Regions from separate parts of the Mus musculus genome. Here region 2 is linked to region 1. The links are chromatin loops, found by intact Hi-C in ENCODE. Cell type or tissue: heart. All regions are shown on one strand.

The links. Hi-C counts contacts between places; a loop is a spot of excess contacts. Peaks named below come from ENCODE experiments on the same cell type or tissue, not always from the same donor. Only the 100,000 strongest peaks of a DNase experiment are listed, where the experiment ranks them.
Region 2: it touches region 1 in a loop (5-fold over the local background); 7 of 42 quality-filtered maps call a loop at or near these places.

Annotation. Positions count from the first base shown.
Region 1 is chr3:52,253,171-52,261,170 of GRCm38, reverse strand. It overlaps Gm30125 (a long non-coding RNA gene), which reads right to left. Exons shown (of 2, transcript XR_375648.1): 2 at 4,675-4,883. Among named protein-coding and RNA genes, the nearest start is that of Foxo1, 11 kb to the left of the region's middle. In heart, CTCF peaks have their summits at 3,324 (motif pointing left) and 7,088 (motif pointing left); DNase peaks (open chromatin) are centred at 2,430 and 3,160; H3K4me3 peaks cover 797 bases; H3K27ac peaks cover 512 bases.
Region 2 is chr3:52,950,817-52,958,816 of GRCm38, reverse strand. Gm30351 (a long non-coding RNA gene) reads right to left here. Exons shown (of 5, transcript XR_375652.4): 4 at 5,920-6,009; 5 at 4,318-4,885. Gm30402 (a long non-coding RNA gene) reads left to right here and starts at 925. Exons shown (of 3, transcript XR_867282.1): 1 at 925-1,169; 2 at 1,278-2,478; 3 at 2,612-2,641. In heart, no CTCF peak of the experiment used is centred here; DNase peaks (open chromatin) are centred at 2,986, 3,976 and 4,766; H3K27ac peaks cover 4,099 bases.

The DNA of each region.
Region 1 (8,000 bases):
AACACGTTTGTCATGGGAGGGTGACTCCGGGACCTTCCATTCACCTGTATCACACTTGGCGTCCCCAGGAGGACAGGGTGATGTTGTCTCCAGGCATGTGTCAGTCCGCTTTTCTGAAACATTTTGATGAACACTTGGTTCTGGGTTAGAATAAATGGCAGGGCACTGAGGAGGGAAACAGATGGTCTCCGGAACCCTAATATGGACTGCAGTCTGGACCCTTTGGAGAGGCTGGAGATATTTTAAAAGAATTGATTATTAATCTCATCCATGATAGGGTCTCTTAAACAAGGCAACCAGGGGTGGCCTTCCAAACACGATCTCACAGGGGGTGTATCTCAACTAGTATCTCTTTCTAGGAAGGGCCATGGGTGAAGGACTACGCCCATTTCTACTGGGTTTAAGAATTAATTTAGAGAGGATGGGCTTAGTAGTCTAGTTTATGTGTGAACTGTCTGGAACTCTGAGGTTAGGGGGCTCAGTGGAGTTTCTAGGTTACACTTAAGGCCTTGTCTGGATGAAGTGGAGACAAGTTCATTATCTGATCCAGTCGATGGGGCAGCCCATCGATTAGAAAGGAGTTTTAGCCACCGTCAGAGCAGTCTCCCTGCAGATAAAGCAAAGGCTCTCATCTCCTTGAGAAGGTATCCTCAGACACGAACAGAGACTTACTCCCAGGGCAGACTAGGCCAGCCTTGAACTCAGATATCTGACTGCACCTGCTTCCTGAGTGCTGGGATTAACATGCCTGGCTAACAGTTTTGTTTTAGTTTTAGTGTAAAAGTAATTCTGGCTTTTCTATGCCCACTCTAACTTCCAAATAAAGGCACAGAGACCTTATATTTATGAAAAGTCTTCTTGCACTGTATCTGGGCAAGGCTTGCATCTATTCCAACCCAACTATGCTGCCTGCTACCTGGCCATGTGCCCCGTCGTCACCTGACATCTTAGTCTTGGTCCTGGCTGCTCCGGCTCTATCCATCCTCCCAAGGGAACCATCTCTGGGGAATCCTGGCAAATCTGGTCAGCATCTGAATACACAGTGCACAAAAACCACCTCCCAACATCTCAGTGTTTGTTTCTGTAGCTAATAGGCTTCTCTTCTGATAAATCATGGCGGACATGGCATTTGGTAAGGCCAAAACTGAGGCTCTGGTCCGAGTCTACTTTAGTTTCTGGAAAGGTTGTTCCTCTGCTTCTGTCTTTTAAAAGGCGAGTCTCCTGCCTTTCCATGACAGAATAATGGGCTGGGGCAGTTACAGCAAACCCAGCAATCCACAGCTTGTAATGTTCCACATCCCCAGAAATTCTCCTACCGGCTTCTTGGTTTGGGGGATAGGGGTCCTGAGGATGGCTGCTTCCCTTGGGGTATCATTGAGCGTTTCCTCCCGTGCGTGAACCACTATCCTACCAGATAGCCTATATCCTACTAGAGACCTCCATTTGGCAGAGCTCAGCAAGCCCTCTGTGTACTTCAAATAGGAGGTGGTTGGCAGCTGCTACCTGTAGAAGATCATCTACACGCTGGAGTGGAAAGGAGCCAGGGTGTGACAGCCCGAATCCGGTTAAGTCGTTTTATGATGTCTCCCCAAAGAGTCTAGGGGAATTTTAAGTCATGTCCAGGTTAGCTGGCTATTCTCATTGGGCACTGGATCAGACTGTTCAAAGGCAAATATGAGCTGGCTCACTGGTACAGGGGGAATGGGGAAGAGAGCATCCTCAAGAGAGCATCCAGGCTGTCTATACAGCTCTGGATGTCTGTGAGGAGGGGACAGAGCAAAGTGTACAGATTTGGAATACAGGAAGGCATAATCTAAGCCAACTGGCATGGGGTGAGGATGTCAGCTTCTAACAGCCTCTGGATATGAGGAGCAATTTTTAGTCTAGTCTTTTGGTTTATGGGATATTGCCGAACCCTTATGGGCATGGCTGTATGGGTGGTACGCTGCCAAGCCTGTTGGATTTGTCCCAGCCCATACCTTAGGAAACTGTCGTTGCAGGTCCTGGAGCAGGATCCCTGGACCTGGATTTGTTTCCGGTGTGGAGTCTGGGAGAGCTAGAAAATGCATTTCAGACAGAGGGGCAGGTAAGCTGGGTTGGTAGCAGGTGCAAAAGAAATTCTAGGTTTTTGAGGAGTAAAGGCAGGTGTGGCGCCTAATTTTTGACAACTATCTCTGCTCAGGAGGAAAAGGGTGATTTGGGACCACGTGGAAGGAGTGAGTATCATACCTGTGGCTCAGGTTAACTGTTCTTATAGGTGTGAGATTATGGTCTGTAATTGGTGCCTGTGGCTCCTTGTACTGGCATTTTTTTTTTAAATTATTTTTTGGTTGCTAACTGGCCCCATTTCTCTGTTTTTTTAGGATCTCTTCCTTGGACCTGAGCAGTTCAAGCCCTGGGGAGCTCAGAGTGAGCTGACTGGACAGCAGCCAGCATACTCTTGGCTTCGCCTCTGCCTTTTAAGTGTCTTGGCATTGTACACGGAGAGCTATGCACTCCTGTAAATCCCTCTAACTTTTTGGAGTGTTTGTTTGTTTGTTTTTGTTTTGTCTGGAGGTGATTGAGTGACAAAGTTGAATTTAATGTCCCAGCATTTTCCGGAGCCAGTGGGTCAATAGAGGTATACAATTTTAAGGGGTTCTCTCTCTCTCTCTCTCTCTCTCTCTCTCTCTCTCTCTCATCGCTTTAGAACCGCCCTTAAGGAACTTCAGAAGTCGTACACAAATTAATGGTTTTTCGAGGGGCACCCCGATTTCCACTTATAAGGTACAGGTGAAAAGTGTCCAGGGTCTGAGAACCTGTGTGCATGCTGGGGTCCCAATCGGGGTGTTTGGGTGAGAAAGTTGCTTCAAAAGACAGTAGCTTTTAGCCACTGTACCGGTGGCTGAGGCCAAAAACCCTTTCTTGCCTCTGTCCTACTAAGTTCCCTACGAGCCAAAGAAAACAGAATCAGAATTGCTGGCAAACATCCCATGTAGGGCGATGGGTGTGAGAGACAGATTGGCACTTATCAGCGGAGGGGGGGTGGGGGGTGGTCTGGATCTTCCAGTTATACAGATCTGAAGCAGAAAACGGAACAGAGATCAGGAAAGGGCGATTCCCTTTCTCTAAATCACTGCCCACCTCCCCCACCCAGAGGGTGTGGTGTTTCCTCTGACTCGACTCTGCTGACGGGACAGGGGCGGCCCAAGGCGAGCGCAGATCCTAGGGACTTTGCCCTAAACAAGCTTAGGCTGGGGTGGACTCCCCACGGTGGAGCCCAGAGCTGACTTGCCAGGGGGAAGCAAGGGGGGAAAAAAAGTTAGCAATGGCGTGCAGATGGTGCCACCTATTGGTAGAATCCGGAAAACTCAGCAGAATTTCGATCCATCAGTCCTTTTGAGGGGGACAAGACAAAACAGAAACACCAGTCAATCAATCAATCAATCAATCAATCAAATAAACATCACTGTGAATCAAACTTGTCCATCACACGGTTAATCATTTACATAACTTGGCTGGCCATTTATTCAAGCAAACCTGTATCTATCATAAGCTAGAACCAGATTCCAGGGTCTCTCACTCTTGGCATCCCAACTTCATGTGCAGGACTGGAAAGAGTTGCCCATTGGAAGTTGTGTTCCTAAACCAAGAAGACCCAAGTTCAGTTCTCAGAACTCAGTGGAGAGAGTTGGCCTCTGACCTCTTCTCACACCCCACCCCTGCAATAATAACATTAAAATTATATTTACTTTTATTTTTTGGAGTCAGGGTCTCTCTAGAAAGCCCTTGCTCTCTGTCTTGGTTAGGGTTTTACTGCTGTGAACAGACACCATGACTAAGGCAACTCTATTAATGACAACATTTAATTGGGGCTGGCTTACAGGTTCAGAGGTTCAGTCCATTATCATCAAGGTGGGAGCATGGCAGCATCCAGGCAGGTATGGTACAGGCAGAGCTGAGAGTTCTACGTCTTCGTCTGAAGGCTGCTAGTGGAAGACTGGCTTCTAGGCAGCTGGAACGAGGGTCTTAAACTCACGTCCACAGTGACACACCTACTCTAATAATGCTACACTGAGTAGTTTGACTCCCTGAGCCAAGCATATACACACTACCACACTCTCCGAGAGTTCACTGGCGGACCAGGCTGGCCTCAAACTTACAGAGCTCCACCTGCTTCTGTCTCATGAGCGCTGGGACTAACAGTGGGCACCACTGTGCCCAGAAACAAAATGAATAGCAGCTGAGAAGGACAACTAATTTCAACCTCAACCACCACGTGCAGAAGTGCCACTGCACACAAGAAATCACACACACACACACACACACCACATACACACACCACACATACACACACACACCACACATACACACACACCACACATACACACATACACACACACACACACACACACACACACACGCACACCACACATACACACACACACACACACACCACACATACACACACACACACACACACACACACACACACACACACGTTGTGATGCAGAAATCATGCAAGTGGCACAGAAAGCTCCTTTTGACCCTCAGAAGATCCAAGGCCTTTCTTGAGTTGGATCCTGCTGAAGAGACATCTGTGTTCCTGAAATGGCTCACCTCCCTCTATTTAATGCTGCCACTTCCCGTTTCCGTCAATTTGGGGGAAGACACGTGAAAAAGCAGCTAAAGAAATTGTATAACAACAACAAAAACATGATGCATTTAATTTAAAGTCAGGTAGAACGGGGTCTGTGCAGGCTCTTGTGACGTCAGGACAGCGCACTAATATCCAGCAGGGATGGGACTGCTCCCGTGACTTCTCCATCACCCAGGCATCTATCGGAGTTGAGGATGTAGCTCTCCTAGAACTTCCCCTAAGGTATGTGCGCCAATCTCCAGCTCTGCAGGAAGAAGGAAGCAAAAGCCTTCCATCCTTTGATTGACACAGCATATGTAAGTTGTTTTGTGTTTTTGTTTTGACTTGTTTTTATCTTTTGCTTTGTTTGCTTGGGGAACCTGACTGTTTGAAGATTCTGGTGTCCCTTTCAGACTGAAGGCCAGCTTCCCACCTCCACCTGCCACAAATACCTCGGTGATGGAAATAATGGGGCCCCGAAGGAGGTAAGTTAAAATGAGATCATCCGGGTGGTCCCAAGTGCAACTTGTCTCTACAAGAGGAGATGTAAACATAGATATGTTTGCACAGACGAATGGCCAGAGTGGATGCAGGGTCCACCTGCAAGTTCAGGTGAGGTGCGGGACCTCCCAAAGAAACCAAACCTCGGACAGGTTTATTTTAGACCTGAGCTCAAACGCTGTGAGAAAGTTAATTTTGTTTGTTTAAACCACCTAATCTGTGATATGTTGTTATTGTAGCAGAGCATTGGCCAAAGAGCCGGCTGCTCTTTAGAAGGTTTGGATGGCCTTCTCGAATTCCGTTTAAGAACTAAAGGATCCTAATCTCAAGAGGCAGCTAAACAAATAAACTGTTCATTTGTCAAAGTTTCAAAGTCTTTGTCCTAAGACATGGGCTATTCAGTATCAGGGTCCATGTTATAGACCGATGTTTTTACCCAGTGCTTACAATGTATCAGAAGGGTTCTAACACTTTGCTATACAAACACATTTTATCTTCAGGAAACTTGTTATGCTTCCTAAGAGCAGCTGTTATTTTGCTGGGAAAAAAAAAATATAAGGAGGTTGAGGCTGTCACTAAATGGTAGAGAGCCCTCGGTCGATATGCACAGGGCCACAGTCAACCCCCAGATTCACAAAGTAAATTTAAAAACACATAAAATAAAGCTAAGGCGTTTGGTTGAGTTTGATTTTGGGACAGGGTCTCCTCTGTAGGTCAAGTTGTCTCCAAACTCACTGCCTAAGCCTGCTCATTATTAGTACTGAATATGTGAGCCACTATGCAAGGCAAGATACATTTAAAAAGAAAGCTAGGCAGATAGACATGGAGTTAGCTCAGTGGTAAAGTGCTTGCTATGCGTGAGGACCTGAGTTCAAATCCCCAGTCCCATGTAAAAACAGGTCATGGCAGCACATGACAGACAGAATGTCCCAGGGATTTGCCCACTAGACAGGCTGGCCAACTGGTGAGCTCCAGGCCTAAGAAATTAAAATTTTGAGAGAGGAAGAGAGAGAGAGAGAGAGAGAGAGAGAGAGAGAGAGAGAGAGAGAGAGAGAGAGAATACTATTAATGCATAGACTGTATGATTTCTCACATATGTTTGGCTTTGGACAGGGGCAAGGGGCTGAGGTCCCTTCATTTTACATATGAAAGCAGACCTGACATCCAGGTTTTCCCAGCAGCTCTCAGTCCATACCTGGCATACCCTGCTTCCAACCCTGAATTTTTCAGCTCAGGAGCTGGGCTGTCCTTGCCCCAGAGCCTCTTACCTATATAATCCTAACATTTTGGTCTCTCCTTCCTTCTTCTCTCTCTGCACTGGTTCCCCCCTCCCTCCATGGCGACTTCCCTTGCTTCTGTCCTTGGGGCCAGTGAACTCACCCAAGGGCAGCTTCCCAGTAAAAGTACCTTTAATATATTTGAATCTGGCTTGATTTTGGCTCATTTAACCGGTGGAGAAATAACCTATCAACAAGGCCATGTTAACAATCAGAGCTGGAATCCAAACCCCATGGCAACTTTACTTAAAGCTACCAATCCAGGCTACCTCTTAATTCTTAGACCTTCTACTGACCGCTCACACACCCAACAGACACTTGACAGTTCAGCAAATGCAACTAAGACGCTTACTTAAATTCACGATCAAATTCTCCCGCCATCCTCCAGGAAGTTCTCTTGGAGAGTAACTACCATGATAATAGGTACGTGCAGTAGGGATCCTCACAGATAATGGCTTGCTACTAGGATTAGCACCAGGTTTAGCAGGCCGGTTTACTGGTCTTTTATCTTAAGTCTGAAGTTCATTTAAATGATAAAAAAAAGTTCTCTGCTGAGAGGTGATTCTGAGGGCCTCACCCAACCAAGGGCTGGGCTGCCACACCTGGTGAGTCAGACCCCCCCCACCTCCCACCAGGACGGTAGTAATTAAGACACCCCTGACAGACCAGGCGGGTCAGATGGGCTTGGCTGCCATCTAGTGGTTTCCAAGGCTTATTTGAGATTTCTTGTACCTTTGACCTGTAAATACAAAGTTGTTTTGTCTTGTTTTACTTTTTTTGTTGTTGGTTTGTTTGTGGTACCCGGGATGGTGACTTAGAGCCTTCTGCATGTTAAGTAGGCAAGTGTTTTACCACGTGAGCTGCAGCAGCGGTAGGTAAGGACTGAATCTAGGACTAGCAGGCGTGTCTTTATGTGTGTGTACGGTGTCTGTGCATCTGTGTGTGGGTTGCATTGCCTGTGTGTGTGTGTGTGTGTGTGTGTGTGTGTGTGTGTGTGTGTACGTGTGGAAGCCAGAGCTCCGTGTCAAGCACAGGTTGTCTTCTTCTATCTCTTACTGCCTTTTTTTGTTTTTGTTTTTTGTTTTTTTTTTTTTTGTTTGTTTGTTTGTTTGTTTCTGAGTGAGTCTCTTCATTGAACCTGGACCTCACAGATTGGCCTGCGTGGCCTGAGATTTATCTGGTGCTAGGAAACCTATGGTTTTGAGATTACAAAGGGAACTGGGGAATCCCAATTCAAGTCTTTACGTTATGTAGCAAGCTATCGGCCTAAACTCCAAATAGTCATCTTTTGAAGGAGCAAATGTCCACAGACTTGTGGGGTTAGTCGGACCAGCCAATGAGCCAATGAATGATCAGGGCCTCTATTCCCAGTCTGTTCACACCTGATGACTCATGGCCATCTCCTCTGTCCACACCACAAGTGGACCTACTAAGTGCTTCTCACCCAAGCCCCAACCTCTCTGGACTCTATTTCAACCCAGATTTCTTATGAATTTCAAAATGTGTAGACAATCATGTATGGCTTGTCCTTTGTTTGAACTTGGAAGATCCTCAGATGTGTAGATGGCAACAGAGGTTATTGTTAGCATTTTGTCTAGGCTCCG
Region 2 (8,000 bases), 700 kb before region 1:
TTCCCGATCCCTGTACCACATATAAGTTTCGAGTTTTATCATTGCAATAAGAGTGTTTTAGGCTGGCTTTTCTAAAATAAATGGAAAATGCTGAGAGAAGTGTGAACATAGAGGCTATGCTCATTCCGAACAGTCGGAGGAGGGCCTCTTGGAGACTGCACTAGAGTCCCTCCTTCCTACACACTGGCAAAGAACTTGACTGCATTCTGTCTGTGCTGCGTAAGGCTGAATGTCATGGTAGAAAGAAAAAAATCAAGACAGTAGGAAATTCAGGCTACACATGCACATTGCTTTTAGTCAAATAGGTAGGAAAAGTGAAGAGGAAACAGCCAAAGGGAAGATCTGAAAATGGTGCAGTTTACCCCCCAAAAGAAAGTCATGTGACATTCCAGGCTAGTGTCACAATAAAAATTAATAGCAGTAAGTTTAGAACAATACAAAAGAGGACTTGTGGGCAACTCAAAATTCCTCAAGAACATACCCATGACCGGCTCTCAGAGGTCTAAAAAAATTAAACTCATTTAAAATATTTTAGTTTGACGGTCTCAGGGCGCCTTGTCCTTACGACTCACTTCCCTCTGGTTAGCAGTTGAAGAATGTAGAACTTCATCTAGACATGGTCCAGGGGCTCTGGTGCAACTCTAACCACTGGCAGGCCTTCATTAAAGTCCATGTGATGCTAACTTTAGAAGCACAGGTATGGGGCTCACAGAGGCTTGCCCTGCCAGTGTGCCACGGGGCAACGTCTGCACGCAGCTCTCACAGGGAGATGCATAGCTAGCCTGTGAGAGTGAAGCCAAGGCTTCACGGCAGACCTCAGGCACTTGGAGACACCAGGATCATGGAAGGATGCCAACCCAAGGGGTATGCGCATGCAGAGCAAGCCCACAAAGGCTGTGCTTCCAAAGCCCTTTGGAGCTCACAACTTGCCTTCCTGTAGCCCGTGTGACAGACTTGAAACAATATTCTTCAGTATTTCTTCTGTGGTGGTGTTTATACCTCTATTGGGGACCTCTGGAATGGAGACATTTGATCTGCCTTGTAGGGAAAGTTTATAACCTGCTCTACTGATTTTTTTTTTTCAGGGGCTAAGAGCTAAGGATTTTCTTTGTCCCCCTGAGGAGACTTTGCACTCGGACTTTTCAGTGTTGGAGCCGTCAGGACTCTGGGTACGTTTAGAGATGGACTGGCTTGGAGAGGAACTTTCAAGGGAGGCAGATGCTAAGGAGGTGCCATTGAGTATCTCCCTGTTTACCATGTGCTGTTAATTACCACAGGTGGTGCTTGGAGACCATAGGCCTTTAAATCATACCTAGTAGAAGGAGCCAAGTGCCTCTGAAGAGAGTCTAGGGACCCTGGCTGCTTCTTCTGTTGTATGCTTCCACCATGGTGTGTTATGGGATGTGACCAAATGCCCAGAGCAAGAACACTACAGAACCATTCATGGAAGCCTCTGGAAACACCACCCGGAATAAGCCCCTCCTCCTTCCTGCAAGTTGGTTTATCTCGGGTATTTGTAACAGAGACCACAGATAAAGAGAAGAGCTATGAGCGACAGCTGGCAATTTTATCAATAAAGGATGGAATCGTTGGGGAAAATCCAACTGTGAGTTAGAGTAGCCTCATGCTACCTGGAAAGGCAAGATGACCAAGGAGCAGCAGATCCATCCTATTGGCTTATACAGAAATTCATTCTGCACCGGATGCCGTGAGCATCGGATTCAGCAGGGTGCGCACAGGGAATTCCTCATCTAGAACAAGGAGGCCATTTAGTGAGTTGGAATTAGTGGAAGGTGTTAGTCTCTTGGAAGCCAATGCCTGGATACCCTCGGGGAGATTTCCAAACCCTTATTCCCTTAGGATCAAAGTTAAGAAAACCTGTTTGGATGAAGATAAGGTTCTTAGTGAAGACCAAGAGATACAAGGGACGATTGGAGGGCTACCCAAATAAGTTCTTTAAGAGGACAGAACTGGGGTCTCAAAATTGGCCCCACCACCACGGGCATCTGCTGAGGCAGGTGGCTCGGGAGCCCCCAGTGTTTAGGTTCCCCTTGAGGGCGCTCTGGTGTCTATAGATGTGCTTAAGAACAAGAGTTGTCTTCAACACGTAGAACTCTGGCCCATTCACTTGCAGGAACTCCGGAGTGAGCGTTGCCCGGTGGAGGAGTGAACTTGGTGCACTGCTCCGACCCAGCTGAGCTTGGAGGGAAGCCCAGCCTCAAGCTAGCGGCATTGCTCTTGACCAAGTGCAACCGCTTCAGCCTGTGACTCTGGTATGGGCATCTCTGAGCCGTGCTCCTTGATGAGAGCGTGGGTGCCACGCTGCAGCAATGAAGGTAACTGACTGACGGGCCCTTCTGAGGCTCGGCCCCAACAGCAAGGCTGGAAAGACTGTGTCTAGGAAACATCTGGGCGTTGTCAGGATATGCAGCGGCACTTACAAAAGAGAACAGAACAAAAGAGCGCATACACTTTTAGGTATTTCTACCAATCTTTTTATTTTTTTAGTTATTTGCTGTTTTTTAATAGAAGAGGAAATTTTAGCAGGACTAAGCTTCATGCAATATTTTCTTCCTTAGTTATTTAAACTTTTTTTTTTTTTAACTTACAGAAATCCTTCCAATTACAGATCAAAGCACACGAAAAGAAACACTTCTAGAATCAAAACCAGGGTTAAGGGTAGGTAGAGGACGAAGGACTCTGTGGTTTGTTCAGCCTAGAGGAATGAAGGAAATGATATTTCAAAGTGAAGACTGAAGGGCAGAGCTCATCACCGTGGGACATAAATATGATATATTGTACAGTGAGGAGGAGGAGGATGCTGAGGTCAGGATAGAGCCACGTTGTGCCTCAACCATATACATCTCCAGTCAGGAAATCCTGCTTCGTGACAGCAGGAAATTCAAGAGCACTGGGAGGTTCCAACCTCAGTCCCAACTTCTCTGTGGTGCGAAGGGGGGTTGGGGGGTGGTGGCTATCACGCTGGGCAAAGGAAGCTCTGTGTATTCCAGGGAGAAGAAGGGAGGAAATTAGTTACCCAAAACAACTAGGTTCAGAGGCTCTGCTGCAGGGAGAAAAGCCCCCACATCCCACGAGATTTCAGGAAGCCGGTCCAGCCCTACTTAGCAGCATGAATAGGCAGAGGAAAGAATGTGAAGGCAGATAAAGAGGGCTGCCACAGCCCCAGCTGGGCCTGTTTAAATAAGTCTGGCATCGAATGGAAGATGAACAGGGAGGACTGGGGAAAGGCATGTGGCTCTTCACAATAGTGCCCCCCCCTCCGAACCTCCCCGCCCCGCAGCATTTTTTCTGAGTGGGCAGGGAGTAAGGAGTTGGTCCAGGGGTTAGATGACCCCACCCCACTAGGATGGTGGATCGGATGACCCGTTCACGATGAACCTGTAGCCTTCAACTTTGTGATAGTGACATTTCAAACAGTGAAAGTGAGAGTGGTTTCTGAAAGTGCTCTCAGGAAGATCCACTCTCTGCCCTCTCTGCCCGCTGACTTAAGGACTCCACATTCTGGAGGTGACACTGAACTTGACACTCATGACTATGCTGTCCACTTGTTGTTGGAATCAAGCAGACGCTTTTACGAGTTGATACATTTCTATAATGCCTCTGTGGCAAACAGAAGACTGGTGGAAACCATCTCCCATTCATAATTTACCAACTGCATGTTCTGAAGAAACCATTGTATTTAGAAGGCACACAATGACTGCGACATTTAACGTTATTCATCATGATGCGCGAACCCCAACAGATCGTTTACTGGAAAGTATTTTGAGAAATTTACAGATGGGAAATGGCAGGCACCACAAGTCTGCTGGGTCTCTGCCCATTCTTTTCAAAGGTAGGAAATGTCCCTTTTCTTTGTGATATTGGCTCACCACTCTGTGAACCGGAGTGAGTAGACTGGGTCAAAGGTGAAGGGAGCGGAGCGAGCAAAAGTGTGTGGGTGATTACTGCACACGGGCCTCCTTCCAGGCAAGGTGGTCAGGTTGATCTCAGCACAGTACTCTCCCTCTCTCTGCCAAGAGGATGCGGTTAATTGGATTGGCAGATGTGGGAGGAACTGACGCTAGCAGATCATTTAACCAAATGCTTTAGTGTTTAACTGGATTCTCTATCAAGTGGTGTGCATCTACGCGTGCAGTCATTCTCACAACAAGCTTATAAGGGTTAGCCCATTTTACAGAAGAGAAACCTCCCAGCAATTTTGCTTTAGGACACAGAGGTATTAAGACACATAGTAAGATTTATAGCAAATGCCTGACTTAGTTCCCCCCTTTAGATTTTAAAATATATTTACTTAAGGTTATTCATCCATGGGCATATATTCATTTAAAGATGGGATTGGCAGTCCGTAGGTAAGCTTCCCGTGGAATTCCTTGTGTTGGGGAGGGAACTGGAGAGAAGGTGCATTTATGTGGACTCTTCTCAAAGTGCCACGCCCAGCGTTTTCTCCCACCGCAGTGGCTCTTCTAAAGACCATACAGATTGAAAATCCTACTGCTCCTTCTATCTTTACCTGGTCCCTTCAGATGGTCCTGGGTAAAACTTTATTTCAGCTCTCACTGTGAATACTCAGGATTGTGAACCCTTCAAAGCAGAAAATCCCACCATCAGGAAAATTATATTTGATGTTTGCTCCTGTTTGGACCACCCTGTGGCTGCCACTGCCTCTGCTGATGTCATCATCATCATCATCATCATCATCCTCTTGTGACCTGTGTAGGACCTGTGCTTCTGGAGCCATTCCAGAGATGGGAGGTGGTGATGACGATGTCTTGGAAACCTCTGGTCAGAAGCTTGGCTTTATATAGAGTGTGGCCAGATGGCTTTGTCATCTGCCTTATCCACAAGTCTCCATTTGATAGGAATTCTGTGAAGTATAAGCCAAAAGGAAATTCAGATTAACTCTGCAGATAGTCAACAGAGAGAGAGACAGACAGACAGGCAGACAGACAGAGACAGAGAGACAGAGAGAGAGACAGAGACAGACAGACACACACATAGAGGGAGAGACAGAGATAGACACACAGACTGAGAGACAGAGAGAAACAGACAGACAGACAGACAGACACAGGGGTAGGGAATGCAAGGATGCTGTGAAGGTTAAGAGAATGGACGTACACCTGGCACTGAACGGTGTCTGGCAGCATTACATGTCGGCTGTTATTGTCACTGATGTTTTAATGTGTTGCTTTCTGAAGATTTGGCTGTAAATAATTAAAGGACATGTGATCTAAAAAGATGTCTTAAAGTCCCATTTACTGAGCCATTTTTCTTTGTCATTCTTTTCTCTTACGTCCTTATTCTCTCCGTCCTTACAAAGGTAGTTTCTTCAGTCAGCAAAGATACTCTCATGCAGAGGACAAATAACGTGTCCACGCTTGGGGCCACTGATTTTAAAATGTGACATTATAAACCGGTAATGTTCACTATCAAATACTCAGGGATACCAGAGAATGAGTAGCAAAAGCCAGCCATTTGTAGTGATGCAGTTTTGAGGGGCAAAAATCAGAATGCCTTGAAGAAGTGAAGGTAGTCAGCGGGGCCTGTGAAATATCACCACGCAGATGCATTGTACGAACAGAACTGATAGAACACTGAGGTATTTCTGAGAACCACACAGTCTTTCTTGGCTCTAGGTGAGGTTAACTTGGGTGTGGGAGAAGTAAGCTCCCAGCAATATGACCGAGCCAACGCCAACACCACCCTGAGTGAGTGGCTTCTGGGCACTTGTCTCCTGGATTTGAAGAATGAAATTCTCAGAGCACAGTGGGCGAGTTTTAGAAAGATGCACCTTATTGTAAGGATCTTCAAAGCAAAAAGTCAGAGCTCTGGTGCATAAGAGGGGTCTCCGGGAGTGGGTGCCACTCAAGTGCCACTGTCCTGGACTTAACAAGGCTTTACCTGATGAAGAAATGGAGCCATCATGAACTGTCCAGTTTCCACACTAGGTGGCCAGGTCTTCAGTATGGTTTCCAGGAGCGAGGTACCCATCTAAGGAAGAAAGACAAAGAAAAGCCAGACCTTCCTCCTGGCATCTCTGGCCTCCAGTAAGCATAAAGCTACCAACATGGGCCCAAGAGCTTTTCTGGATTTCAGTTAACAGAAAAACAAAAAACAAAAACAAAACAAAACTAAAACTATTTCCTTTGGGCTCTTTTACCCTAAAGCTGCCTAGCCAATTTTTATCTCCCCTTCTTATCAATAAGCAGAAGGGGCAGAAAGACCATTTACAAAGAAGTAATGGCAATGTCCTCTCAAATTAAAACTGACATTTGTTTTGTCCCCTCCTGTCCTACTGTAACGTCTCTTAATCCTTATGTTTCTACTTCTTGCTATTGATTTTAAGAAATGTTTGACTTGAAGATGTAAAAGTCACAGTGGCAAGGTTGGGTCAAAATGTTCATTTGTTAGAGATGTAAGTACTTTGCATATAACTTTAAATTCACACTGCGACCATTCTCTACCTCTTTGGTGGCATCTTTAAGGGGATTGATTTTGTGTGTGAGAGTGAAGGAAACAGAAATTTGCATGAGAGTTGTGTGGGAATGGACCAATGCCCTGTTTCACAATAGTGGTTTTTTTTAATTATTCAGGGTTGTTTGTACATGTGATGAGTTGTTGAATCTTTATAATTCTTCATCACCAAACTCATTGTTCAGCTGCCTAATCTCATTAATAGATTATTTCTACAGAGTGGCTTATTTGTATATGTGTGTGTGTCTCTGTGTGTGTGTGTGTCTGTGTGTATGTGTGTGTGTGCGTATGTACACCAAGCAAATGCTCTATCACTGAGTCACATCCCCAGCTATTCTCATTTGGTCTTAAGTGTGCATTACCTGACGCTACCAAGAGTATTTGTTCTTGCAAGTTTGGACAAGAGAATTTAGAGTCTTATCCCTCCAAGGCACAGACACTGGAAAATACTGTTTTGTTAATTCTTTTAGGTCCATATCCAGTCTCTCCTGGAAACTTGATTTTCACTTCCTTTTTTAATCAGCTGCTCTGTAAAAATATTCATGTTTCCCTTGCTTTTGCCACAGAGAGGGCCTGCACAGCTGTTCCTTCCCTGTTATCTTGCTCTGACGTGTTTTCCACAATGCAATGCTAGAAAAATTCTACACAATCTCTGTGAAAGGATTAGAGAATAAGCATGTGAAAAGTTGTAATTTTAAAAATCTTTTCTTCTCTTAAAATCTTTGTAACTAAAAATGGAGATGTTGGTTGGTTGGTTGATGTAGTTTTCAATCATAGAGAAAGGTTGAAGTTATAAACAAAAGATATGGAAGAGTCTATTTTGAGGAGAATGGTTTAAAAAAGAGAAAGTGAGGAGGGGAGGAAAGGCAAAGGAAGAGAAGGGAAGGGAAGAGAGAAGAAAGGAGGGGAGAGGAGGGGAGGGGAAGAGAGAGGAGGGGAGGGGAAAAGAGGGGAGGGGAGGGGAGGGGAGGAGGGGAGGGGAGAAAGAGCCCAGCGGCTTGTTCATCAGTGAGTCTATCTGAGAACAGTTGAAGCACACATGACAGCTGACATTGGATCGGACTAGCTGTAGTTTCTGTATTGTACTAGACTTGCAAGATTCTACCATTTTCCTACATATTTTGAGCATCACTACTCATCTACCCATCACTTAAATAACTTGGTCATTATGGCTAACCAACTTGAAAGAAGTCTTGAATTTTTCCCCATAGCCAATTAGCCAAGTTATTTTCATATATCCAAAGTATTTCTTGGGTATATGGATATAAAGTATTTCATGCCTCTTTTTTTAAAAAAAATTTACTTTGTTGACTAATTGACTTTGTACTGGCATTTCTTCTTACCCAAATAGTTAACTTACGAATGGGACTCTCTGGCTCATATAGTTTATATTATTGCTAAGTCAATGCTTATATGCTAAGAGTAAATGGAGCTGTTATGTAATATAGCCAGGCTGGTTTGTCATGGTTTCAAGAGAACTGAGATCTTTTCTTAAGACATGAAAACTC